2 separate regions of the Homo sapiens genome follow, and region 1 is linked to region 2. Evidence: chromatin loops called from intact Hi-C (ENCODE). Cell type or tissue: PC-3. All regions are shown on one strand. Region 1 overlaps LOC105370104 (a long non-coding RNA gene). Region 2 has its middle 6.0 kb from the start of SAP18.

Evidence for each region. A loop is a pair of places that touch in the nucleus more often than their neighbours do. Peaks named below come from ENCODE experiments on the same cell type or tissue, not always from the same donor. Only the 100,000 strongest peaks of a DNase experiment are listed, where the experiment ranks them.
Region 1: a loop joins it to region 2, with 2.6 times the contacts of the local background. A loop is called at or near these places in 36 of 110 quality-filtered maps.

Annotation. Positions count from the first base shown.
Region 1 is chr13:21,067,648-21,071,647 of GRCh38, reverse strand. LOC105370104 (a long non-coding RNA gene) reads right to left here. Exons shown (of 4, transcript XR_941728.1): 2 at 1,591-1,672. Among named protein-coding and RNA genes, the nearest start is that of LATS2, 8.1 kb to the right of the region's middle. In PC-3, no CTCF peak of the experiment used is centred here; DNase peaks (open chromatin) are centred at 497 and 1,857; H3K4me3 peaks cover 771 bases; H3K27ac peaks cover 1,270 bases.
Region 2 is chr13:21,132,113-21,136,112 of GRCh38, reverse strand. No RefSeq gene overlaps it. Among named protein-coding and RNA genes, the nearest start is that of SAP18, 6.0 kb to the left of the region's middle. In PC-3, a CTCF peak has its summit at 2,097 (motif pointing right); no DNase peak of the experiment used is centred here.

The DNA of each region.
Region 1 (4,000 bases), 64 kb after region 2:
AAATAGCCATTTCATTGGACCTGGGCTCAAGTGATCCTCCTGCCTCAGCCTCCCAAGTAGCTGGGACTACAGGCATGTGCCACCATGCTGGGCTCTCCGAAATAATTTTTACAGCTTACTCCCCAAGTATTTGTTTGACTGTACATAATCGCAGAGCTGTGCCATCTCATCTGTCTACTTCTTTGTTTACTTCATTTCCCTATTTCTCTAACATCTTCCCTGCTCTCTCAGAAGTCCATTATCTGCATGCCTCAAATACCAGGCTTTCTCTGTGACTTTGTTCTGTCCTTTTCTCCTTCCAAGTATCTTTACCTCAAACATTAGTTCTTCCTCCCACCAATGTCTTTCTGAAGGCTATTAGCTCTAGGACATTTTTCGAGTTCCAACCTCAAACCCAAGAACTCTTTTTGGCCTGGGGTTACCAACTATCAAATACGATCTGCAGAGACTGCATCCTGATTTGTGTAGATTTCCCTTTGCTCTCTGAAATTTGGCAGCCTCTTGGTTACTGGCCGGCTTCCACTTCTGCAGGTGAATCACCTTATCATAATCTCATCATGGTTTTCATTATCAAACCCATTTATCAAGCAGGCAAAGATAACTCATTCGGTTTTTATTTATCAGCTCTGGTTGATAAAGCAAAATACTGAGGGTTTTTTTTTTTTTTTTAGGAGACGAGTCTCACTCTTTCACCCAGGCTGGAGTGCAGTGGCATGATCTTGGCTCACTGCAGCCTCGGCCTCCCGGGTTCAGCAGTTCTCCTGCCTCAGCCTCTGGAGTAGCTGGGACTATAGGCACACACCACCACACCCGGCTAATTTTTTTTTTTGTATTTTAGTAGAGACAGGTTTCACCATGTTGCCCAGGCTGGTCTCGAACTCCTGAGCTCAGACAGTCCTCCCACCTCGGCCTCCCAAAGTGCTAGGATTACAGGCGTGAGCCACCTCGCCCGGCTGATAAAGCAAAATACTGGTCTTAAGGTCAGGCATGGTGGCTCACGCCTGTAATCTCAGCACTTTGGGAGGCCGAGGCGGGATCACAAGGTCAGGAGATCAAGAACATCCTGGCTAACACAGTGAAACCCTGTTCTCTACTAAAAATATAAAAAAAAATTAGCTGGGCGTGGTAGCGGGTGCCTGTAGTCCTAGCTACTCGGGAGGCTGAGGCAGGAGAATGGCGTGAACCCGGGAGGCAGAGCTTGCGGTGAGCTGAGATCGCACCACTGCGTTCTAGCCTGGGCAACAGAGCGAGACTCCATCTCAAAAAAAAAAAAAAAAAAATACTGGTCTTAAAAGGAGCTGTAAAATAACAACCAAAACAACATTTAGTAGTTAATTTTAAATTCAAAGTTTAAAAACATATCATGAAAATGTTTCCTTTACAGTTACACAATTAAATATGTATTGTCAATTTAGATTAACTCAGATGACTTTGAAAATATTAGTTTTGTTATGGAAATGGATTCTTGTTGAGATGAGAGTTTGGGCCTTACCCTGTTGCTCCTAAAGCAAGTTTTACCAATGTTTACTGCAAACGTTTGATAAAAAATTTAAATGGAAGGTTTTGGAGCATATAGAATTAAAACTTCACCTTTTCAATGGGATGTTTCTTTTAATTATAGACAAAGCAGCATTCTGCTCAGGTCTGCAAATGAAATGGAAGTTGCAGCCAACTGTAAACGTAATGAGAAATGAGTAAATAGTTGGTGTTGCTGTCATAGCTCACTCAGCAGACAGAGTAAGCTTTCGGGGGACGTGGTAAGAAAAAAAATTGTTTTAGCAATTCTTCTCTTACTAACGTAAGTGTCAACACAAGAATTCTGTAAATGCAGAATGTGATTTGTATCTTCATAGTGTATCTTTGAGCTTTTCTGGGAATGAATCTTCTCAAATTATTGAGCAATTCTGACTTACGCAACCACATAGTTTATTACTCATCTGAGAAGCAGAGTGGCTATTTGGAGAATGAAGCTACACTTGGAGTCTCTGGAGGTGGCTGGAAAGGGAGGTCTGCGGGGACTGGTCAGGTGGTTGCCCTGGAAAGTTGCTGGAACCCTGGGCCTTCCCTAACTATGCATTAGAGGCTGTTGCTGTATTTTCCTGGAGATTCAGTTTTCCAAAATAGCTAAAAGCAAAGCAATTAGAAATAAATTAAAATCAGAGGAAAATGTACAGTCTCATGATTTTAATATTGGAAAACATGAATAAGAATTGAAATTTAATACTGAAGATTTTCTCCCCTGGTACCCAAATTGTTTTCATAATTGTACAAAATGAGAATTTGTAATGGTTACAATGGTTAAAATGGTAAGTTTTATGTAATGTATATTTTACCACAAATTTAAAAATACGATTTAAATTAAGAAAGAAAACTAGTGGCAAAACCTATTAAATAAAGGCTTTTTAAAAATACAAAATAGGCCAGGTGCGGTGTCTCACACCTGTAATCCCAGCAATTTGGGAAGCCGAGGCGGGTGGATCACTTTGAGCTCAGAAGTTTGAGACCAACCTGGCCAACATGGCGTAACCCTGTCTTTACTAAAAATACAAAAATTAGCCGGACGTAATGGCGCAGGCCTGTGGTCCCAGCTACTCAGTAGGCTGAGGCAGGAGAATCACTTGAACATGGGAGGCAGAGGTTGCAGTGAGCTGAGATTGCACCACTACACTCCAGCCTAGGTGACAGAGTGAGATTCTGTCTCAAACAAACAATAATAATAATAATACTCGTTGGGCGAGGTGGCTCATGCCTGTAATCCTAACACCTCGAGAGGCGGAAATCACCTGAGCCCAGGAGTACGGGACCAGCCTGGACAACATAGCGAAACACAGTGTCTACAAAAAATACAAAAATTAGCCAGGCGTGGTAGCATGCGTCTGTAGTCCCAGCTGCTGGGGAGACTGAGGTAGGAGGATCCCTTGAGCCTGGGAGGTCGAGGCTGCAGTGAGCCGTGATCATGCCACTGCACTCCAGCCTGGGTGACAGACCCAGACCCTGTCTCAAAAAAGCAAAAACAAACAAAACAGTAATACTCCACTTTTCCCTAAATCTGACGTCCAATATTATAAACTCTGTGGAAAATGTCTAGGAAATGAGGGAGCAAAAGGTCTTTTGATAGTTGAAATAGCTGTCAGAAAGTTCTGGTTCTCTGCATAGAAAAAAAGGTTTTAAGGATAAGAAGTTCTATTAGTTTTTACTTTACATATAATTTTAATAAGCTAAGCAATGTTTCTTTGCTAATAGATTAAAAGTTTAAAATTAATAAGGTATGATATATTACTAAAGACTGGATTCTTAATAGCAGAGAAAAAAATAGCTGATTACCTAACAGAGACAAAACAACTCTAAAGAAAAAACCAACTGAGGCAAAAGTTTTTCCTTCTACATTCACATTCAACACTCAACACACTTCTGGTCACCAAAACGTGTGGGTTTTTCCCATCACACACCAACTGGGTGTCCTAGAATAATTCAGTTCAATTCTGACACTATCTACCTGGAGTTAGTGCAGACCCCATAGGTTAAGGGCTCAGTCCTAGAATACTGCCCCCATTTGGGATGCCAATAGTAGGTTGTCACCTAAACTGGTAATCAACTGTCTGTAAATCACTTTTCACTACCCCTTCTCAGGTTTTATTAGTTTGCTAGGATGGCTTATAAAACTCATGGAGGCCGGGTGCAGTGGCTCATGCCTTTGGGAGGCCGAGGCCAGCAGATCACTTGAGGTCAGGAATTTGAGACAGCCTGGCCAACATGGTGAAACCCCGTCTCTACTGAAAAAAAATTAAAAAACAACAAAAATTACCCAGGCATGGTGCCGCACGCCTGTAATTCCAGCTACTCGGGAGGCTGAGGCAGGAGAATCACTTGAACCCGGGAGGCGGAGTTTGCAGTGAGCTGAGATCATGCCACTGCTCTCCAGCCTGGGCGACGGAGCGAGACTCTGTCTCAAAAAAATAAATAAATAAAAATAATAAAACTCATGGAAACACCCGCATTT
Region 2 (4,000 bases):
CCTGAGGACCCTGTGATGATTGCGTTGACTGCACAAATTGTTTGTAGAGCATGTGTGTTTGAACAGTATGAAATCTGGGCACCTTGAAAAAAGAACAGGATAACAGCAATGTTCAGGGAACAAGAGAGATAACCTTTAACTCCGACCGCCGGTGAGCCGGGCGGAACACAGCCATATTTCTCTTCTTTCAAAAGCAAATGGAAAAATATCACTGAATTCTTTTTCTCAGCAAGGAACATCCTGAGAAAGAGAATGTGTCCCTGAGGGTAGACCTCTAAAATGGCCGCTTCGGGGTGCGGCTGTCTTTTATGGTCGAGCTGTAGGGATGAAATAAGCCCCAGTCTCCCGTAGTGCTCCCAGGCTTATTAGGAGGAGGAAATTCCCACCTAATAAATTTTGGTCAGACCGGTTGTCTGCTCTCAAACCCTGTCTCCTGATACGATGTTATCAATGACAATGCGAGCCTGAAACTTCATTAGCAATTTTAATTTCGCCCTGGTCCTGTGGTCCTGTGATCTCGCCCTGCCTCCATTTGCCTTGTGATATCTTATTACCTTGGGAAGCATGTGATCTCTGTGACCCACACCCTATTCGTACACTCCCTCCCCTTTTGAAAATCACTAATAAAAACTTGCTGGTTTTGTGGCTCAGGAGGCATCACGGAAGCTGCCGACATGTGATGTCTCCCCCGGATGCCCAGCTTTAAAATTTCTCTGTTTTGTACTCTGTCCCTTTATTTCTCAGACCAGCCGACACTTAGGGAAAATAGAAAAGAACCTACGTGAAATATTGGGGGTGAATTTCGGCCCGATATCTCGCTGAATTTTCCCCCGATACATGCCCAGCTAATTTGTGTATTTTTAGTAGAGACAGGGTTTCACCATGTTGGCCAGGATGGTCTCAATCTCCTGACCTCGTGATCCGCTCACCTCAGCCTCCCAAAGTGCTGGGATTACAGGCGTGAGCCACCGTGCCCAGCCTTCTTTTTTAAAAAAGTAGAAGAAGCAAGTCACAGAACACATACGATAGGGTTCAATTTATGCAGTTTATTCAATTTGGGGGGAAAATAGGAACCCCTCACCTAAAAATACTGTTTAGGGAAACAAACATGAGTAGTAAAACTATAAAGAGAAGCAGGGGGAAATAAACACTAAATTCAGTTTAGTGTTACCTCTGAGGGTAAGCTTGGGTGATGCAATTTATGAAGGGCATCCACAGCTTCTAAGATACTGGTAATATACTCTTTCTCACTAGGAGGAGTGTGTTTTTTATTCTTTACATTGTAGCTGTACATCTTAGAAACTCTTTTGTATGTGTGATTTAGATTACTCTTTTAAAATAGTTATTTACTTACTTACTTTTGAGACAGGGTCTGGCTCCGCTGCCCAGGCTGGAATGCATTGGCATAATCTCAATCTCAGCTCACTGCAGCCTCCGCCTCCTGGACTCAAGCAATCCTCCCACCTCAGCCTCCCATGTGGCTGGGACCACAGGCCACACCACCATGCCTGGCTAATGTTTTCTAGAAACGGGGTTTTGCCATGTTGCCTAACTTGTCTCAAACTCCTGGGCTCGGCAGGGTGTGGTGGCTCATGCCTATAATCCCAGCATTTTGGGAGGCTGAGGCGGGCAGATCATGAGTTCAGGAGATGGAGACAATCTTGGCTAACACAGTGAAACCCTGTCTCTACTAAAAATACAAAAAATTAGCCGGGCGTGGTAGTGGGCACTTATAGTCCCGGCTACTCGGGAGGCTTAGGTGAGACTCCGTCTAAAAAAAAAAAAAAAAAATTCCTGGCCTCAAGCAATTCACCGCCTTGGCCTCCCAAAGTGCTGAGGTTACAAGTGTGACTAACCACACCCAGCCATAAAAAATTTATTTTTTCATTGTGCCTAGAATAGGCATGCATGCAGAGTTGCATGCAGGCAATGTTTGTTTTTTCAAAAAGATATTTAAATTTTCTCCCCAGTTCTATGATTCTAGTATATCTTTTTTTTTAAAATTTTATTTTTCTGAATAAAGAAGAATTCTAGGATGATTCTAGTATTATATCTTTTTCAAAACCTCCATAATATAATAATACAGACACATGAGGGCACTCTAATCAATCCATTAAAGGGAAAACATTGAAACTATGAAAATGAAGAACTTCACAACCTTTTATTGGTGATACTGGGGAGGGTTCATTTCTTAGATATAAGCTCTCATTTTGGGACCTTTCCAAATAACCAGCTCTCATCAAAATGAAACTTTCCGACATCTTGAGGCAGTAGAAGTGCATCTATATTTTAGAATACTTGGAATACTTTTTCAGCAGCCCTCATTCTACCTACATGGACTTGTAAAACCAGCTCTGAGTTGCTCCTGAAATTGTAATATTTAAGGGTATGCATCTTTCCTTTCTTTTTAGAATTTACGTGGACAAGTATTACACTTCTAAGTAATATACCCAAGGGAATTGAAAGCAGGGACTCAGGTATTTGTGCACTAGTGTTCATAGCAGTATTATTCACAGTAGCCAAAAGGTAGAAACAATCTGAATGTCCATCAACAGATGGAAAGATACACATAGAATGGAATATTCAGCTTTCAAAAGGAATAAAATTCTGACACGTTACAACGTGGGTGAACCTAGAAAACATTATGCTAAGTGAAATACGCCAGACACAAAAGAACAAACATTGTGTGATTTCATTTATAAGAGGCACATAGAATGAACAGGCAAATTCATAGGCAGAAAGTAAAAGAGAGGCTGCCAGCGGCTGGTGGGTACGTGGGGACTGGGAAGTTATTGCTTAATGGGTACAGAGTTTCTTTTTGAGATGATGAAAAAATTCTGGATATGGATGGTGGGAATGGTTGCACAACATAGTGAACATACTTCAAGTCACTGAATTGTACACCAAAAAATTGTTAAAATGATAACATTTATGTTACATACATTTTATCACAATTTTAAAAATTAAAAAAAGTGAACATCTGAAGTATGTGAAAAATAAGTCATCAGACTCTCTCCACTCTTCTTTTTCTACTCTCTCTCTTTTGTGTGTCCTAGCATTATGAATCTAGGAAAAGGCAGATTCTCCGAATTAAAATCAGAAATATGTAATGAGGAGTTCTAAAGAATATGCCTCAGTCAATCACTGCAACTCCATGGCATTCTCTGCTGTTAATATGAAGAAGAATGACCTTTTAATGGCAGGGAAATAAGTGAACACTATACAAAATTTGTTTCTGGAGAAGATTTAATGAAATGTATTATCCATAGAACTATCTGGTTGTTTATAAAAGTTGTGGATTATAAATTTGAATCTCTAGGGGATTATTAATGCTTTTCAAATTCCTCTCATGACACTCTTTCCTTCAGGTGTATCTGTAGGCGACAAGGGGTACAGCATTTATAAGCACAATATTTACTGGGCTCTGTTTCCCAAAGGGTTGTATGTGAACAGTCTCAGTAAAGCATCTACTTGTTACCAAGAGTAAAGGCTGGGCGCAAAGGCTCACACCTGTAATCCCAGCACTTTGGGAGGCTGAGGCAGGAATATCACTTGAGTCCAGGAGTTCAAGACCAGCCTGAGCAACATTATCAAGACCCCTGTCTCTTAAAAAAAAAAAAAAATTAGCTGGGGTGGGACGTGCCTGTAGTCCCAGGTACTCAGGAAGCTGGAGGTGGGAGGTTTGTATGAGCCCAGGAGGTCAAGGCTGCAGTGAGCCGTGATTGTGTATAACTGTACAACTCTTTTGCTTAGACAACAGAGTGAGACCCTGTCTCAAAAAAGGAGTCGAAAAAATATATAAATTTCCATAACAATCCTAGAAGAATTAAGCTTACAGATAGTACAATTACTACTTAGACTGTACATTTCTTCTCTCTTTCGGTTTTTGAGACAGAGTCTCACTCTCTTGCCCAGGCTGGAGTGCAGTGGCCACCTGGGCTCACTGCAACCTTCACCTCCACACTTCAAGTGATTCTCCTGCCTCAGCCTCCCAAGTAGC